Linked DNA regions of Homo sapiens: region 2 is linked to region 1. Evidence: read pairs that join two places in POLR2A ChIA-PET (ENCODE). Cell type or tissue: Panc1. All regions are shown on one strand.

Region 1 (8,000 bases):
GGTGGAGGTGATATTTGCTGAGCCAGGAATCTGGGAGAAGTGGCATTTGTTTTGGGACAAGTTGCATTTCAATCTAAATTAGTTGGAGACCTACCATGTGCCCAGCCAGATCCTCCCTTTGTTTGCAAAGCCTTAGATTGCTAGATCATTTCCAAGGCCTGGCAGCACAAAGCCCCAGGCCTTCCCAGGTGAGTTGCTGCCCCAGGCCTTCCCAGGTGAGTTGCTTTTGGCGGAGGCATCTGCTGGTGGGGCCTCAAGGGCCACTGATACCCTAACTTTCACCCCAAGAAACCCACTCCATGAGGGAGCTCAGAGGCCAGAACAGAGAATACAGGTTGTTGTTGACATAAGAGGAAAAACCAGGCTTCCTGTTTGAACTTATGCAGGTACTGGAAGCTCTGAGTAATGCTGAATCTTGTCTTGCCCCAAAGGCGGCCTGCGGTGGGGGCTTCTCACAATTGCTCTCAAGAGTGGCTTTCAAGCATTTGCTTACAGGGGACGTGAGGCCCGGCCAGTGGGTGCTGCATAGAAAAACACTGCATCCATGTAGAGAGGCCACAAGATGTGTGACATCAAAGCCGGCTGAGCATTGGCCTCTCTCAGGCCACTCACTGTGGTCATTTGCCCTCGATAAGAACCCATCGTCAGACACGAAGGATTTCTCACATGTCCGGTGGCCACTTTCACAGTCCCTGGTGGCCTTTACTCCCACAAAACAGACTATTTCTAGGCCCTTGGACACTGGGATTGTCTCCTTTTGCCCGGCCTGGGGTCGAGCCAGTGAGAGATGCCAGGGCCCAGGACTCACTCTGGGCCAGAAAAGCTGGCCTGCATTGCGTGAACTCCCTGTGGGACCTGGGGCAGAGCCCTTGGTCTCTCCCAGCCCCAGACCCCTGTCTGTAATGGGACCTTGCAGTGAAACAAAAACTGCAAGCCTCCACGGAGGTACAGTACCACGGGCAGGTTAAGTCACGGAGGTACAGTACCACGGGCAGGTTAAGTCACCGAGGTACCATACCGTGAGCAGGTTAAGTCGCGGAGGTACAGTATCATGGGCAGGTTAAGTGTTGGGGCACCAACAACATGAGTTGACATTTATTGTGCTCTTACCACCCACCAGACTGGGCTAGTGCTGTATCTCATTTAAGTCTCACAACAATATTCCTGGACATGGTTCTATTCTAAAACAAACATTTGTTCATATTTTTCAACTTTATTGAGGTATAATCGAAGTCTACTGAGCTATACATATTTAAAGTGTATAACTGACAAGAGGTTTTTTCTCTAGATATTAATTTTAATTATTTTAAGACTACATAAATTTTTTATTTTATTTATTTATTTATTTTGAGACAGAGTATTACTCTTGCCCAGGCTAGAGGGCAATGGCGCAATCTCGGTTCACTGCAACCTCCACCTCCCAGGCTCAAGCGATCCTCCCACCTTAGCTCCCAAGTAGCTTGGATTACAGGTGTGAGCCACTATGCCTAACTTTTTTTTTTTTTTTGAGACGGAGTTTTGCTCTTGTTGCCCAGGCTGGAGTGCAATGGCGCGATCTCAGCTTACTGCAACCTCTGCCTCCCAGGTTCAAGTGATTCTCCTGCCTCAGCCTCCCAAGTAGCTGGAATTACAGGCATGCGCCACCAAACACGGCTAATTTTTTGTATTTTTAGTAGAGATGGGGTTTCACCATGTTGGCCAGGCTGGTCTTGAACTCCTGACCAGGTGATCTGCCCGCCTCGGCCTCCCAAAGTGCTGGGATTACAGGCGTGAGCCACCGCACCCAGCCCTAGATAACTTTTTGTATTTTTGGTAGAGACAGGGTTTCACCATGTTGCCCAGGCTGGTCTCAAACTCCTGACCTCAGGCAATCTACCCACCTCAGCCTCCCAAAGTACTGGGATTACAAGTGTGAACTACTGTGTCCAGCCAAAACAACACAATTTAGTACCAAATGTTTAACAAGCACCTATTTTAATTGCTAAAAACTGTGAAATAAAAGTATTATTTGTATTTGACCTGCTATACAAAACTCATCAATTTTTCTTTTGACAAAAGGTAGTAGAAATCCCAAATAAATAAGAGACTACTCATTAAAGGTCATGTTTACTAATCAAGCACCATAATTCCAGTCTTAGAACCTCCCACTCAGCTGGAAGAAGGATATGGTAAGAGGAAACATAATGATAGTTCTCAACTTGGGGCCCCATTTTGCTTCCTCTAAGGCAAAAACACAGGGTCTAGCAAGGAAGAAAATCACTGAGGCTGGAGATAAAAACAAAAGGCTTTGGTTGAGATGGTAAAGGAGGCCCTCAAGAGTGGTGGAATCAGTGTATCCAGAAGGCAGTGCTGGAGTCGGCCTCATGAACTAGGGGGTTTCTTTCTTCCCGGCATCAAGTCCTTTTTTTTAGCCAGGTTTGGTGCATCATAGTTCTGAGCCAGATACATTCCAACCATGTTGGCCAAAGTGAATCCAAGTAGTAACTGGAGCATGATCGTCAGCAGGGAGGGTAGGGAGGGCATGAAGGGTGGCTGCAGCTCTGCAGGCTGGTCTGAGCCTCCAGTCGATAAGTTTGAACATGTTTACACCCGTGCAGCTATTACTACAATCGATATGATAGACATCTCCAGCACTCCCAAGAGTTTTCTTGTGCTTCTTTGTAATGCATTCCTCCTTCCTTCCACCCCAATCCTCAGGCAACCACTGATCTGCTTTCTGTCAATATAGATTCCTTTATGTTTTCTAGAGTCTTGTATAATTAAATTATACACTATGAACTCTCTTTTGCCTGGATTTTTTCATTCAACATAATTATTGTGAGATTTATCCATGTTGTTACACATACCAATAGTGAATTCCTTTTGATCACTGAATACTACTCCATTGCATGGATATGCCACAATATCTTTATCCACTCATTTATTGGTAGACATTATGGTTGTTTCTAGCTTTGGGCTATTATAAATAAAGTTGCTATAAACATTTGTGTAGAAATCTTTGGGTGGACATGTTTTAATTTCCATTGGGTGAATATCTAGGAGTAGAATGTCTGGATCATATAATAGATACATGTTTATCTTTTCAAGGAACTGCCAAACTGTTATCCAAATTGGTTTTATATTCATATCAGCAATATAACTGCTTCACCTCCTTGCCAACACCTGGTATGGTCAGTTCGGGTTTTCTTTTGTTTCATTTTGTTTTTCAGCTATTCTAATGGATGCAGTAGTGGTACCTCATTGTGGTTTTAATCTGCATTTCCCTGATGACTAATGACGTTGAGCATCTTTTCATGTGCTTGTCAGCCATTCCTATATATATGTCATCAGGGAAATGCAGATTAATATTACATCTATATATATAAAAACTTTTTTGGTGAAATGTCTGTATAAATCTTAGCATCTCTGAAACTGAGATGCATCTTACAATTGATGGCTTTTATAGCTAAACTGGCAAGTAATGCCTTTCCTTTTGTGGTATGACATAAAATATGGTAACCTTGCAATGGATGCAGATTTAGATTTATGAAATACATAAGATTTAGATTTATGAAATACATAAAGTCACTTGCCTTGGGTCACACAGTGATGGAAGACAGAGTGTCAAACCCTGAGCCTGTGCTTTTCTTTTTCTTTTTTTTTCTTTTTTTTTTTTTTTTGGGATGGGGTCTTGCTTTGTTGTCCAGGCTGGAGTGCAGTGGCACAATCTCAGCTCACTGCAACTTCCGCCTCCTGGGTTCAAGCGATTCTCGTGCCTCAGCCTCCCGAGTAGCTGGGACTACAGGCACCTGCCACCATGCCCGGCTAATTTTTGTATTTTTAGCAGAGATGGGGGTTTCACTATGTTGGCCAGGCTGGTCTCAGACTCCTGACCTCAAGTGATTCGCCAGCCTTGGCCTCCCAAAGTGCTGGGATTACAGGCATGAGCCACTGTGCCCAGCCAAGCCTATGCTTTTAAATGTCGCATTATCCTGCATGGTTAGAAGAATCATGACCAAGTTTGTGGTCAGTGGGGAAAACTGTACTTCTGTGCTCTAAGCGCTACGTCAAAGAGCTCTGGAATGTCCAGGCTCCAGACTTCCAGGCCTCAGCTGGCCGTGGTACCCCTCTGCACAGATGTCTCCACTATGAGCCTTCAACTGGCAAGGACTTACCAAAAGCAACTATGTGCCAGGCTAGGGTGTGGAGCAGACAGGATGCAGTCTCTGGCCTGTAGGACTCAGAGTCCAGAGAGGGAGACAAGAGAGACCCAGAGGACAGACACTTAGCAGAGGCTGGGAATGCTCCAGTGAGGGAAGAGTGGCCACGGGCCTGAGCAGTCCTCCAGTGCTTTGTGACCAGGATAAATAAGTCGAGGTGGAGTGGTGCAGAGGTCCCAGGCTTTTTAAGCCCTAAGGTTCAATCCTGGCTCCAGCCCTTATGAGCTGTGTGATCTCAGGCATGTGGCATGAGCCTCATTTTCCTCATCTGTAAAATAGGGGGCAAATTATGCTATCAGCGGTATTTTTATTCTCACTTTACAGATGAGAAAACAAACTTAGAGATGATTAAATAAGAAAATGCATGTAGAGCACTTGGCTCAAACACAGTGTCCTCTGGCTTTAAAGGATAGCTAGGGATCAGGTTGGCAGGGAGGAGGAATGAGAGGATCCCAAGAAAGGAAACCTGTTGATCTAAGGCAGGGAGTGTGGACACAGAGGGGAGGTGCCGAGGTAGGAAGAGTCTACTGGAGTATTGATTCCAGGGCCTCCTCCTCTGAAAGGCCTTGTAGGGGCCTCCGGGAGCAGCTCCTGAATCCTGCCCAGTGTTCTATGTTGGGCCGAGAGCTGAGCTACTGGAGCTGCATGGGGTAAGGAGTCTCAGAGGGCCAGACACTCCAAGCCAGACCCTGGAACTGGCCCGAACTTTGGTCTAAGCAGGTGTCATGGCCATTAGAATGCTTGGCCCTCCAGGGTGGCATGGTTGGGGGGTCCCTGCTGATGGGGCTGCCCACAAGACAGTGGTCCAGAGGTCCCCACATGCCTGCTCAGGTCCTGGCTACCTCCAGCCTGCTGTGGTTCCCATGGCTAGCCACTTCAACTCTCTGTGCCTCAGTTTCCCCATCTCTCAAATGGGAATGGGAAAACATGGCAGGCCTGCCTGCCTTCCCAACCCACAGAGCTGTGGTGGGGATTGAATGAGCTGCTGAAAGCATGTGAATGGGCTTCAAAACCTGCCAGGGGTTAGGCTGATGCAAATCCAAGGCAATCCAGGGAATAACAGAACTATGAACTGTCACGCCTGGCAGAGACCCTAAAGAGATTTTACTGTGACACTGGCATTTTCCTGATGAAGAAATTGAGTCCCAGAGATCTAAAGTAGCTGACCTAGTGTCACACAGCCAGTAGGCCAGGATTCAACCCACGGTTTGACTAATGTAAGCCAGCTCTCACCTCTCTACCTCACAGGCCTGGGATCTCTGGGGTCCTTGGGCACAAGACAAAGTGAAAAATAAAATCAAGAGCCAAGATGATCTCTTTTTTTCTTTTCTTTTTTTTTTGAGACAGAGTCTCACTCTGCTGCCCAGGCTGGAGTGCAGTGGCGCGATCTCAGCTCACTGCAAGCTCCGCCTCCCGGGTTCACGCCTTTCCCCTGCCTCAGCCTCCCGAGTAGCTGGGACTACAGGTGCCCACCACCACGCCCGGCTAGCTTTTTGTATTTTTAGTAGAGACAGGGTTTCACCATGTTAGCCAGGATGGTCTCGATCTCCTGACCTCATGATCCGCCTGCCTCGGCCTCCCAAAGTGCTGGGATTACAGGCGTGAGCCACCGCGTGTGGCCCGAGATGATCCCTCTTAAGAAACCTGGGAAGCCACTGATTTCAGTACAAAGCTTGGAGGTCTTTGAACATGCCTGGTCTCTTCAGACACAATTATGGGACCTCCTCCAGAAGCCCTCCTTTGGCCTCAGGGTTCTTTCTGCAGCTGCTGCTCAAATCGTTCTTACCTTATCTGTAAAATGGGCAGAGAACACCTCAGGGGTTTGCATGGGCTGCCATATTGGTCAACCATCCCCACAGGGCCAGGCGCAGTGGCTCACGCCTGTAATCCCAGCCCTCCGGAAGGCAAAGGTGGGAGGATCACTCGAGGTTAGGAGTTTGAGACCAGCCTGTGCAACATAGCAAGACCCCATTTCTAAAAAAAAAAAAAAAAAAAAAAAAAAAAAAATTTCATTAGCTGAGTATGGTGGCACATACCTATAGTCCCAATCACTCGAGAGGCTGAGATGGGAGGATCACTTAAGCTCAAGAATTTGAGGTTACTATGAGCTATGATCAGCCTGGGTGACAGAATAAGACCCTATCTCTGAAAAACAGAATAAAAAGGCTGGGTGCAGTGGCTCATGCCTGTAATCCCACCACTTTTAGAGTCCAAGGCGTGTGGATCACTTGAGGTCAGGAGTTCAAGACCACCCTGGACAATATGGTGAAACCCTGTGTCTACTAAAAATACAAAAAAATGTAGCCGGGTGTGATGGCGTGTGCCCGTAATCCCAGCCACTTGGGAGGCTGAGGCAGGAGAATCACTTGAACCCGGGAGGCAGAGGTTGCAGTGAGCCAAGATTGTTCCACTGCACTCCAGCCTGGGCAACAGAGCAAGACTCTGTCTCAAATAATAATAATAAAAAATACTTTCTCCATAGAATGGGAGATGATAGACATGAAACTGCTTTAGAAAGAAAAAACAATCATTGCTTACACAAAGCAACACAGGGCCTGTTCCTACTGTGATGTAATGGCTCCAAGGGTAGGCAGCCCTTGGGAGATTGCAAATATTTATGAGCAAAGGGAAGAACTTAAACACAACCACAGGAGATGCAGCAGCTGAGGAACCTGGAACCTGGGAGGCCTCCCCAAGGGTGCTCGGATATTCACAAGCTCTTAGAGACTCTGGGCCACTTAGCATCAGCTTCGCAGAGTCTTTTTAATTAAGGAAAACAGATGGGCATGAACGTGTAGATTCTTGACAGCTTTTGCCAAAGGAAAAACAGCTGTTTCTAGGACGTTTCCCACCATTTTCCTCCTGTCCCAGGACCTCCTTCTGATCAATGCCTGGTGCTTTTTTCTTCTCCTTCTTTTTCTTCCTTCTTCTTTCTTCCTTCTTCCTTCCCCTTCCCCTTCCCCTTCTCCTTCTTTTCTTGGGTGTTGGGGGATGCCAAATCTCCAGTACAGGCAGCACAGAGGAGAATTTCACAGACTCAGCACATTCCCATCCCACTACTCAAAAATTCGGGTACCCGATTTTCCCTTGTGACGTTCATCTTAATGGTGAGCACAAGGTACAGTGAGTGGTTTTGAAGGCAGATTCCTTATCATGGAGCGTTATCTGCACCATCAAAGTACACTTGAAGAAAAAAGCAGTTTCAACATCAAACCTGAAGGTTTGACTGTTGAAAGGAAGAGCCAGGACAAAGCAACCACAGCTTTTATCACAAATTCATGAGGGCGGCGTGCGGTGGGAATACTACATTTTGGGCCTGCTGCTGAGAATGCCTCCACTGCCTTTGAACAAAAAACAAACCATGCTGTGGAAATTGCCAGTAATTGTCTTTACCTACGGTTTCAGAGGGCGCACACCGGGCCTTGTGGTTGTGGGTGCCGTTTCATGCTGGGGTTCGCGTCCCTCCTCTGTTTGGCATAAAGAGAGTGGAACAGATCAGGCCCTCAGATCTGTGTGCACCTGCGGTCGCTGCAAGGAGGGGAGGCGGATTGCTGAGATAAGGCAACAATGGAAAGTTTCTCACCTGAAAGGTCCGGGGAAGAGCCAGGAGGCCTGGGTGCTGGGGAGACTCATCTACCCCAGAAAAATAGGGAGTGGAGAGGAAGCCAGCCCACAGCCCAACCCCCTCCACTGAGGAACCCCGACCCCACAAGCCTCACTTTCTCAAATGGTTTCTTCAACATCAACACCCAGGGATTCCTTGCACCCACTGAAAGGCAGTACTCGCCTTCATGTATCCAT
Region 2 (8,000 bases), 1.2 Mb after region 1:
GAGTTCCACATGACCATTCACTGAGTACTTACTATATGCTGCGCACATATACCGTGCCATTTAATCTACGCAACAGTCTCACGGTGGTTGTGTATATGTGTGTGTGGGGTAATTATTGCTCCTATTGCATAGATAAGTTATAGATTCAGAGAAGCTATATGACATCCAAGGTCATAGTAGCAAGTGACAGAGCTGGGACTCAAAACCCAGGAACTGACTCTGATGTGTCCTTTCTGAACCACTGAGCTAATACCCACCAAGTGCCCAATCGGTGGAGGCTGCCGTTGGCATCACTCATTTGTGCCTGGCACATAGCACATTGGTACTGTGCTCAGTACCAATGACTGAACGGAAAGCTGTGTGCAGATGTATGCAAACCCAACCCTGGAGCACGTGTTGGGTCTCAGTCATAAAATCTGGGTTCCCTTGACCTTGACAGGGTGGCAAGTGGGCAGACGATGTCCTTAGGGACTGTTCCAGGACAAGGCTTGGCACGAGAATGCCCTCTGGGGTGCCCTGAGCAGTCTCCTTCTCTTCCTTCTGGGTAGGCAGGCACTTTTGGAGTCCGAGTCTGGACCCTGGATCCTGGAGGCGGGCACAGGGTTGCTTAGCTTTAAGGGGTAAGTTCAAAGCAAATAGGAAGCTCTCTTAAAAATGAAGGGCAGCATGAATGTCGGGGCCAAAGGAGGATGGTTGAGAATTCCTAGTAAAACTTTACAGCTTCCATGTTTCCCCTCCTCTAAATCTTCCCATGAAAATCATGCATCTGGGGGGCCGTCTTGGCTGAACGAGGGCGGGAGCCACCCATTAGCCCAGCTGAGGGGGGGCTTTCTGGCTTCATTAGTGCCCGCCCATGGCCCTGGTGGACAGACAGCCTATGAATTGGGGGCCATGCTCCAGGCCCATGGGCAAGGAGAAGCAGCCACAGGTGCCCAACAGAGCTGGATGGCACTGACAGGGTCCTCCAGCCCTGCTGGACTGCAAGTGGGCAGCGGAAGCTCAGCTGCTGTCCCTTTTATGCGTATTGACTTAGTGGAGTGCAAACATGTTAAAAGTTCACTTTCTCCTTTATAGGAGTCTATAAAAAGTCTCTTAAACTGGAGCCCTAGGGCTTCAGCGAGACAAACGTAGGATCAGGCTTTGTGGGGGTGCAGTGCTTCCCTCAGCCTTCAGCACAGAGGTGTGAGCCTATTTAAGATAGAGCTGCGGCAGGCTCATGCCAGTGGGCAGAGGGGTCTGGATGTGAAGGCTGCTCTGAGGCTGCCGGGCTGTTTCTGGTGAGTCCCTGCTGGAGACTGACTGGCCCATGTGGCCCTCTGGGGTATGAGGGTGAGAGAGTTCCCGTGCCCGGGAATATTGGGCCGGGCCTGCTGGGCCGCCTGGCGTTTGGGGTTTCTAAACAAGCAGGTGTCTGTGGGAGAAATGTCCTGTGTGCAGTACTCAGGCCAGATGAGCTCAGCAATCATCCTCCCTGGTGACTTGGGTCCTGGGGTGGCCTGCAGGGGTGAGGGAGGATGGCAGGCCTGGGGCAGAGAGGAGGGCACCTGGAGCTGTCCCTCTGGTGAACTCGTTTGGCCTTGGGAGCCATAGAGCCCACAGTTGCGCGCCTGTGGGACACACCCTGGAGAGGACGGCTGAGGGAGAGGTGACGAGCCTCATGGACAAGCCCCGGGAGGCAGTCATGGGCTTTGGAAACAGCGTTTGCTCACTAGGTCTTAGTTTCCACATCTGTCAAGTTGGAGGGTGGTCCCTAACTCTGCATGCGAGTCTCTTGGGGTTGCCACGAGGATATAGTTAGAGGAGTTTGGGGATGGCAGGACAGGCGTTTTGTGGCCCAGAGCGATGAGCTCTGCAGAAGGCTACTGCAGGGTGACCAGGTGACCCCAGCAGGTGTTGAGACCAGAGCCTAACACTCATTAATTCACCCACTAGCTAATGGGTGGCCTAGTGGATGCAGGTGCAGGGCTCACTCCGAGGGCCTGGCCACGGCCACCCTGTCCTGCTCTCCATGCCTTCGTGTGTGCCACACCATGGCGTTGAGCAGGAGCATGTGGGCCATCGCTGCTCACAGGCACGTGCGTATGCATCGGGGCATCCACCTGACATCTGCGTGCCTCTCAGCTCTGCTGACCTGACCCGTGCAGGGGGCTGTGTCACTGAATGGGTTTTGCAAGTACAGCTGTGGCCTCAGTCCATCAGCTCGCACTCCCCAGGGTACCTGGTACCTGGCCTCAGGTGGCTGAAGCCAGGCAGTGAGCAGGTCCCTCTAGAAACTGGGGATGGTTGGTGGGACCAGACTAGCCTCATTGGCCCCTTGCAGGCCTGGCTAGGGCATGAAATTCCACACCAGCCCCTGAGTGACCTTTAGCCCAGGTTCAAACAAGTCTGAGCTTTCCTGAGAGGAGGAGGTGTTCAAAGCTAAATGAAAGCCAGGAAGGGAAACACAGACGCCTTTTTAAAAGGACAGTCATCCCTCTGGGTGCACATCTATTCAAAACACAGGAAGAGGTTAGACAGGTTCTGTGCCTGAGAGGCAGGCTGGCTTTGAAGTCAGAGCTAGTTTCGCGACACCGCCTTGCTGGAGTTCCTTAGCTTGTCTGAGTCCGTAAGATAGAGGTGTGTCACTCATGATAAAATCTTTTGGAGGGAGTTGAATGTGATGTGAATGTCGGGCACCCAGCACTGTGCTGGGACATAGAAATGTTCAGTCCATGGGTGTTATGGTTTCTAGCATCATAATATCACTGTCATCGTTATTACTAGCATAGAACCATTTGCTTGGGGGAAATGCCTTGGTTGTGGCTTTTGCTCCATACACTGAATCAAATGATATGGAAAACATGGGGTGTCGCCCTGAAGGGCTCCATGGCTAAGTGTTCTAGAACAGAGCTAACCAGTGCAATTCCCTGCAATGCTGGAGATGTCTATAATCATTGCTGTCCAACATGGTAGCCACTAACCACATGTGGCTGCCAAGCATTTGAAGTGTAGCTAGTGTGAATGAGGAACTGAATTTTTAATTGTATTTAACTTTAGTTTAAATACACGTGACTAGTGTCTACTGTATTAGTGCAGTTCTAGAATGTTCCTTCCAAGTGGATGTTGCCCAGTTCCCCTCTGAGCTGTGACAGCGCTGCATGGAGGGGCTGGCCGATGCCTCCAGCACCCTTGGCCACATGCAGTAAAGATGGGCTCTGATGGGGTGTGGTAGTGATCGCCACCTGGGCATGAGCTGGCTGCTCTGGAGCACAGACTGCAGCCAGACCCTGGGTTTCAGATGTGGCAGTTACACAGCTTCCACCCTCCATGGGAATCAAAGTAAGAGTCGCGGTTCCCATCCACTAAGGATTTCCGACTGATGCTGTGTGGCCAACTCAATTTTACAGAAGAAAACATGCCCTGAAGAGGGGTGGTGACTTGTCCCAAAGCGCACGCGATGGTGGCCTACCTCTTCCTGCCTCTAAACCAGCTCCTCATATCAGAGTAAAGGACCAGCCGGGTTTCCTACTGAAGGAGAGCCAAGCGCAGAGGCTCAAGGTCACCGGTGCAGATGCCCAGTGCTTCCCTCACCTGGCTCCCTCCTGGCCCCCCCCACCACCACACCCCACCCAGGCCACCTCTACGGGGCCCCCTGGATGGTGAGACGCCTCCCTGTATCCTGTTATCTATTCCTGGCAATGCCCTTGACAGCGGGGTGGCCTGGGCCGTGAGTAGCTTCCCATGTTACAGCTGCGGGGATGGAGGCTCCGAGGGATGGAGCGACCTGCCTGAGATCCCACAGGGAGTTGGCCAATCTGCCTGCAGGGAGGCAAGGCCGTCTGGGGCCTTTCTGTTGCCCAGCCCAGTTCTCCCGCCAGGCAGGTCCTCCCTGCCTTGTTGGACTTCCTGTGGCATTCACTGGGTGGACGGCCACACCCGGGACACATCCCCCAAAACTGGCTTCAAGCTGTACCGTCCACAGAGGCTGGCCAGGGCCCGGAGTGGGGTGGTCCTGCTCAGAGGGTGGGTGGGTCGGCGGCGGGGAGGCTGACAGGCCTTAATGGGCACATTGTCCCCTTGCTGTGAGAGCGCCGTCCCGCCACCTCCTCACACGCGTCGTGCTGGATGAGCTCATGTCTGAGGCTGTGGGCGGCACGGGGCAGCCGAGCCGGGCTGCAGGGAGGCCCGTCCCAGAGAAGCCCGCGCGGGCTGGGGCAGGCGGAGCCGTGAGGCGGAACCTTGTAATGAGCGACGCCGGCTGGATTTATGGGGCTGCGCACGTGCGCCTGGCCTTCCTGCGAGGGCCTCCGCATGGGAACAAAAACAAGTCCTGGCCCGGGAATGGCGCGACTGAGTCTTAACAAGGGCGCACTAATTACTGGAAGGCCCGGGCCGGGACCCCAACCTGGGAGGAGCAGAACTTGGGCCCCGTTGTGTGTCCATTTGGGCTTTGCTGGGGTCCCTGGTCTTTTTACCCAGGAGGCCCAGAAGGAAGCCCAGACTCTCAGGGCCTGCCCGGGGTCCTCCTCTCTCCAGCTCTTTGGTCTTGGACGAGGTGCTCATCCGAACCTCTCGTCCTTTTTGAGGCCCTTGGGAGGCAGCATACCAGGATGAAAGAGAGTTGACCACAGAGTCGCAGGTCCCTGGCTGTGAGTCCTGGTTCTGCCAGGTTCCTGCTGTGTGGCCTGGGCAAGTCACTTCACCTCTCTGATCTAAGCTCCCTTTACCTAGAAAGCGGGGCTATGATGTTCCCTTGGCAGGGCTTTTAGGAGGATTTGATGAAATGATGCACGCAGACTCCTCAGCTTATTGCCCACCCACGCTGACTGGCACACAGGCAGGGATCTCTGCTGCTGTAATTCACAGGCATCTCCTGCAGACATTGCCCACTGTTTTCCCTGTTGATTGACACTGGATTTGGCATCTATCCAGGAAGGTCCCATGTCCACTCCCTTTTCAAGTCAGGAGCTTGCAAGAGCAGAAGCACTAGATGCCATGAGACCCCGACTGTGGTTAGCAGTGGCAAGATGGGGCCGAGCTGTGGCCTGGTGCCAACATCAGACTCCACTCTGAAGCCACCATGCACCTGCTTGAAGCGAGAGGTCCAGCATGATGGGTTACCCCCAGCTGTCACCCGGGCTGACTTTCACATGGGCATGTTATTCCCATGCTCCTCTCTCTGAGTCAGGCCCTCTGCCTGCTGCTTGGCCTTTGAGTCCTGTTGTTGATTCTTAGAGCCATCAAGAGAAAACCCCTGCCCTGCCCTGTGCCCTTGGGGTGAGGCAGTGAGGGCGCAGCAGGTGTGCGGCCCCTAGCTTCTGCCTTCATGGAGGGCAGGGTCTCCTTTGCTTGTCCCCAGAGTCTATTACAGAGCTTGGCCCAGTGGGCTCATGGAATGTGTGCATGAGTGGTGCTCAGCATCTGATGGGGTAGATGGCCACGTAACCACATGACAGCTGTTCAGAAGGCACAGCACTGTGGCTGGCAGCAGTGCAGGGTGCACTGAGAGAGAGGGCACCTCCCCACTGACAGAATGGTCAGGGAGGGCTTCCTGGAGGAAGCATAAGGGATGTCTAAGAGCAGAGCCCTGCAGGGTTGAGTAGGATTACAAATAAGTGGAGGCTGTAGTGTGTTCTGGTGGGGAACTGGTGTATGCAAAGGCCTCAAGGTGAGATACGAGTAGCCCTAGGGAGGAAGTATAGTAGAGAGCATGCGAGGGGATGGTGTGAGATGAGGCTGAAAAGGACCCTCCTTTCTCCATTCCCAGGCCTGCCAAGGTGTTAGAAGGCAACTTCTAAACTTCCATGCACCTCAGATTCCTCAGCTATCAAATGGAGACACTGCCATCACTATCTGCAGGTGTTGTAGGATTACACGGGCAGGGTGAGTGTGGGTGTTTTGTATGTGTAAAGGGCTGAGTGGGGTGTGGCCCTTTGAGATGACCCGGAATGACTAGGGACACATAGGAGGACAGGAGAGGGCCCCCTGGAAAAAGATGCCCCTTGGGTGGAATCTCCAGTGGATTTGCCCATAATTAAATCCTGGAGGGGCTGTTAGTGACTGCGGAGAAATATATCATAAGCACCTTGAGCTCAGTGAAAGTTCCTTAAAGTTAGCCCAGCAGTGGCCCAAGGTGGCATTTCCCTCTAGAGGATGTGGCCTCGCGGCCAAGTGCATTCTCTCTGGGGTCCAGCGGCCTCCTTGAGGTGGGAATCTGCAGCCAGGACCTCCATGGGACCTAATGAGGAGCTGCTGGCTTTCAATTACGTGCGCGGCCCTGGCTCTGCGCCGTTTGACTGACAGCTCATTACCCCACTGCCATTTCTGGGCACTGGAATTTAATCTCCCAGATGGGAAGCAAATCAATTTGCCCATCCGCCGCAGCTGAGCCTACTTGAACTCAACTCTAATTTATTCTCTTAAGCTTAGGAAGCCTTGTCGTTTCAAGGGACAGAAATATCAGGTTTCCCAGCCAGTCTGGCCAGAGAGTGAACAGGGAGATGAGCTGAGAGGGTCATGCCTGGGGCCCGACCTGGGTGAGCAGTGGTGGTCAGCAGGGGACGTGCCATCACCCTGTGTCAGAAGAAGCTGGGCTCTGGCCTAGCAGGCCAGGCTGGTGGACGGGAAGGGTGTATATGGGAATGGGGGATAGTGTGACTCCTGATGTGGGGATCCCGGGTGCCTGTCCCAGGGCTCAGGACAGGAAGAGACTCCCCAGCAAGGCAGATCTGACCTCCTGCCTGCATGTGTTCTAGGGCCATGCCAGTGATCATCACTCAGTGATCATTGCTCTGGCTTCAGGGCTTTGAACATAAGATTTGGAGGGTGTCTTTCTGGGATTTTCAGCTTTTTACTCTCCTCAAGGAGCAGTTACAAACCTGAAGCCAAGGCGGTGACCTTTAACCTGTGACATTGGGACTGTTTTCCTCCTCTGGCCCAGCAGGGCCATCAGAGGGCTTCCTTGCCAGGGAGTACACGACCTGCTAGGAGTGCTCTAGGGCACATTCATGCAGACACTGAGTGTGTGCAGACTGTGGTGGTGAGTGGCTGCTGTCCTCTGCTGTGGGTGCTGGGTCCCCCATCAGACGCTGGGGAGTCCCGGCACCCTGTTCTAAGTTAGCCAAGGGAGTTATTAGCAGAAGATCTGCAGACAGTTCCGGTCACTTCACAGAGCAAACTAGGCCAAGGAGGGCCTCTGGAGGAGTAGTGTCAGCTATGTTTTGTGGGAGACAGAATCCTGGCTGCTCTCTGGCCGGTTCAAAGGGTGTTTGTCTGCATGTTCTTCATTTCTATACTCTGCTAACACAGAGGGCTCTGGGGCCTCGCTGTGTGCACGTGAATGTATGTGTGTGTGCGTGTGCACCCATGGAAATGGGTGAGTGTGGGAGGGGTGGGAGTCGCTTAGTGGGGAGAAGGGGAGTGAGGAGGAAGTGCTTCCTATGGAGAGAGTGTTTCTAAGACACTCTTCTGTGAGTTTGACAAGGCAGCCCAGGCTGGGTTGGTTTCCAGGGTCAGGGAAAGGCCACTCTATTTACACACCTTTGCGGAGGAGCATGGAGGGCAGGGCGGGGGCTGGGGATTAATGAGCAGTGTTATTGCCTGTCAGGAGGCTCATGTGATATTGTTTTGATATGGGGGGCCCCCAGAAGCAAACACAACAGGCAAGTTATAAGTGGAAGAAAAGGCGAAGAAAAGGTGGCCTCGCCCCAGCCATTGAGCATTCCCCTTCTCAGCAGGGAGTGGGTCCCAGGACTCCCTCCTCGCCCCATCGCCTTCAGGTGGATCACTGGAAGGCGGCACCAAGGCCAGCTCCCAAGATAACATCGGCCAGGAGTGCCCGGCAGCAAAAATTAAACATCATAGTTGCTAATGAGTAAACTGAGCAAGCCCTTTTTCCAGGACCATTCGGGGTGATGGACGAGGCAGCCTGAGTGACAAATGAGGAACTGAGAGGCTTGCCTGACCCAAAGTAGACAGGCCCAGAGTGGACAGGCCCAGTGAGGGCTTCCACCTCCTGAGAA

The links. Peaks named below come from ENCODE experiments on the same cell type or tissue, not always from the same donor. Only the 100,000 strongest peaks of a DNase experiment are listed, where the experiment ranks them.
Region 2: POLR2A ChIA-PET joins it to region 1 with 11 read pairs; 1 of 35 experiments calls an interaction of 5 or more read pairs at or near these places.

Annotation. Positions count from the first base shown.
Region 1 is chr5:134,079,548-134,087,547 of GRCh38, forward strand. It overlaps LOC124901069 (short transmembrane mitochondrial protein 1-like), which reads right to left and starts at 2,604. Exons shown (of 1, transcript XM_047417988.1): 1 at 2,266-2,604. The coding sequence starts at 2,523. The coding sequence ends at 2,362. It also overlaps a transcript of VDAC1 not described here. RefSeq lists enhancers at 7,150-7,650, 7,651-8,000. In Panc1, no CTCF peak of the experiment used is centred here; no DNase peak of the experiment used is centred here; H3K27ac peaks cover 508 bases.
Region 2 is chr5:135,322,964-135,330,963 of GRCh38, forward strand. The region is part of intron 3 of PITX1-AS1 (PITX1 antisense RNA 1); the gene reads left to right. Among named protein-coding and RNA genes, the nearest start is that of MACROH2A1, 72 kb to the right of the region's middle. In Panc1, no CTCF peak of the experiment used is centred here; a DNase peak (open chromatin) is centred at 4,948.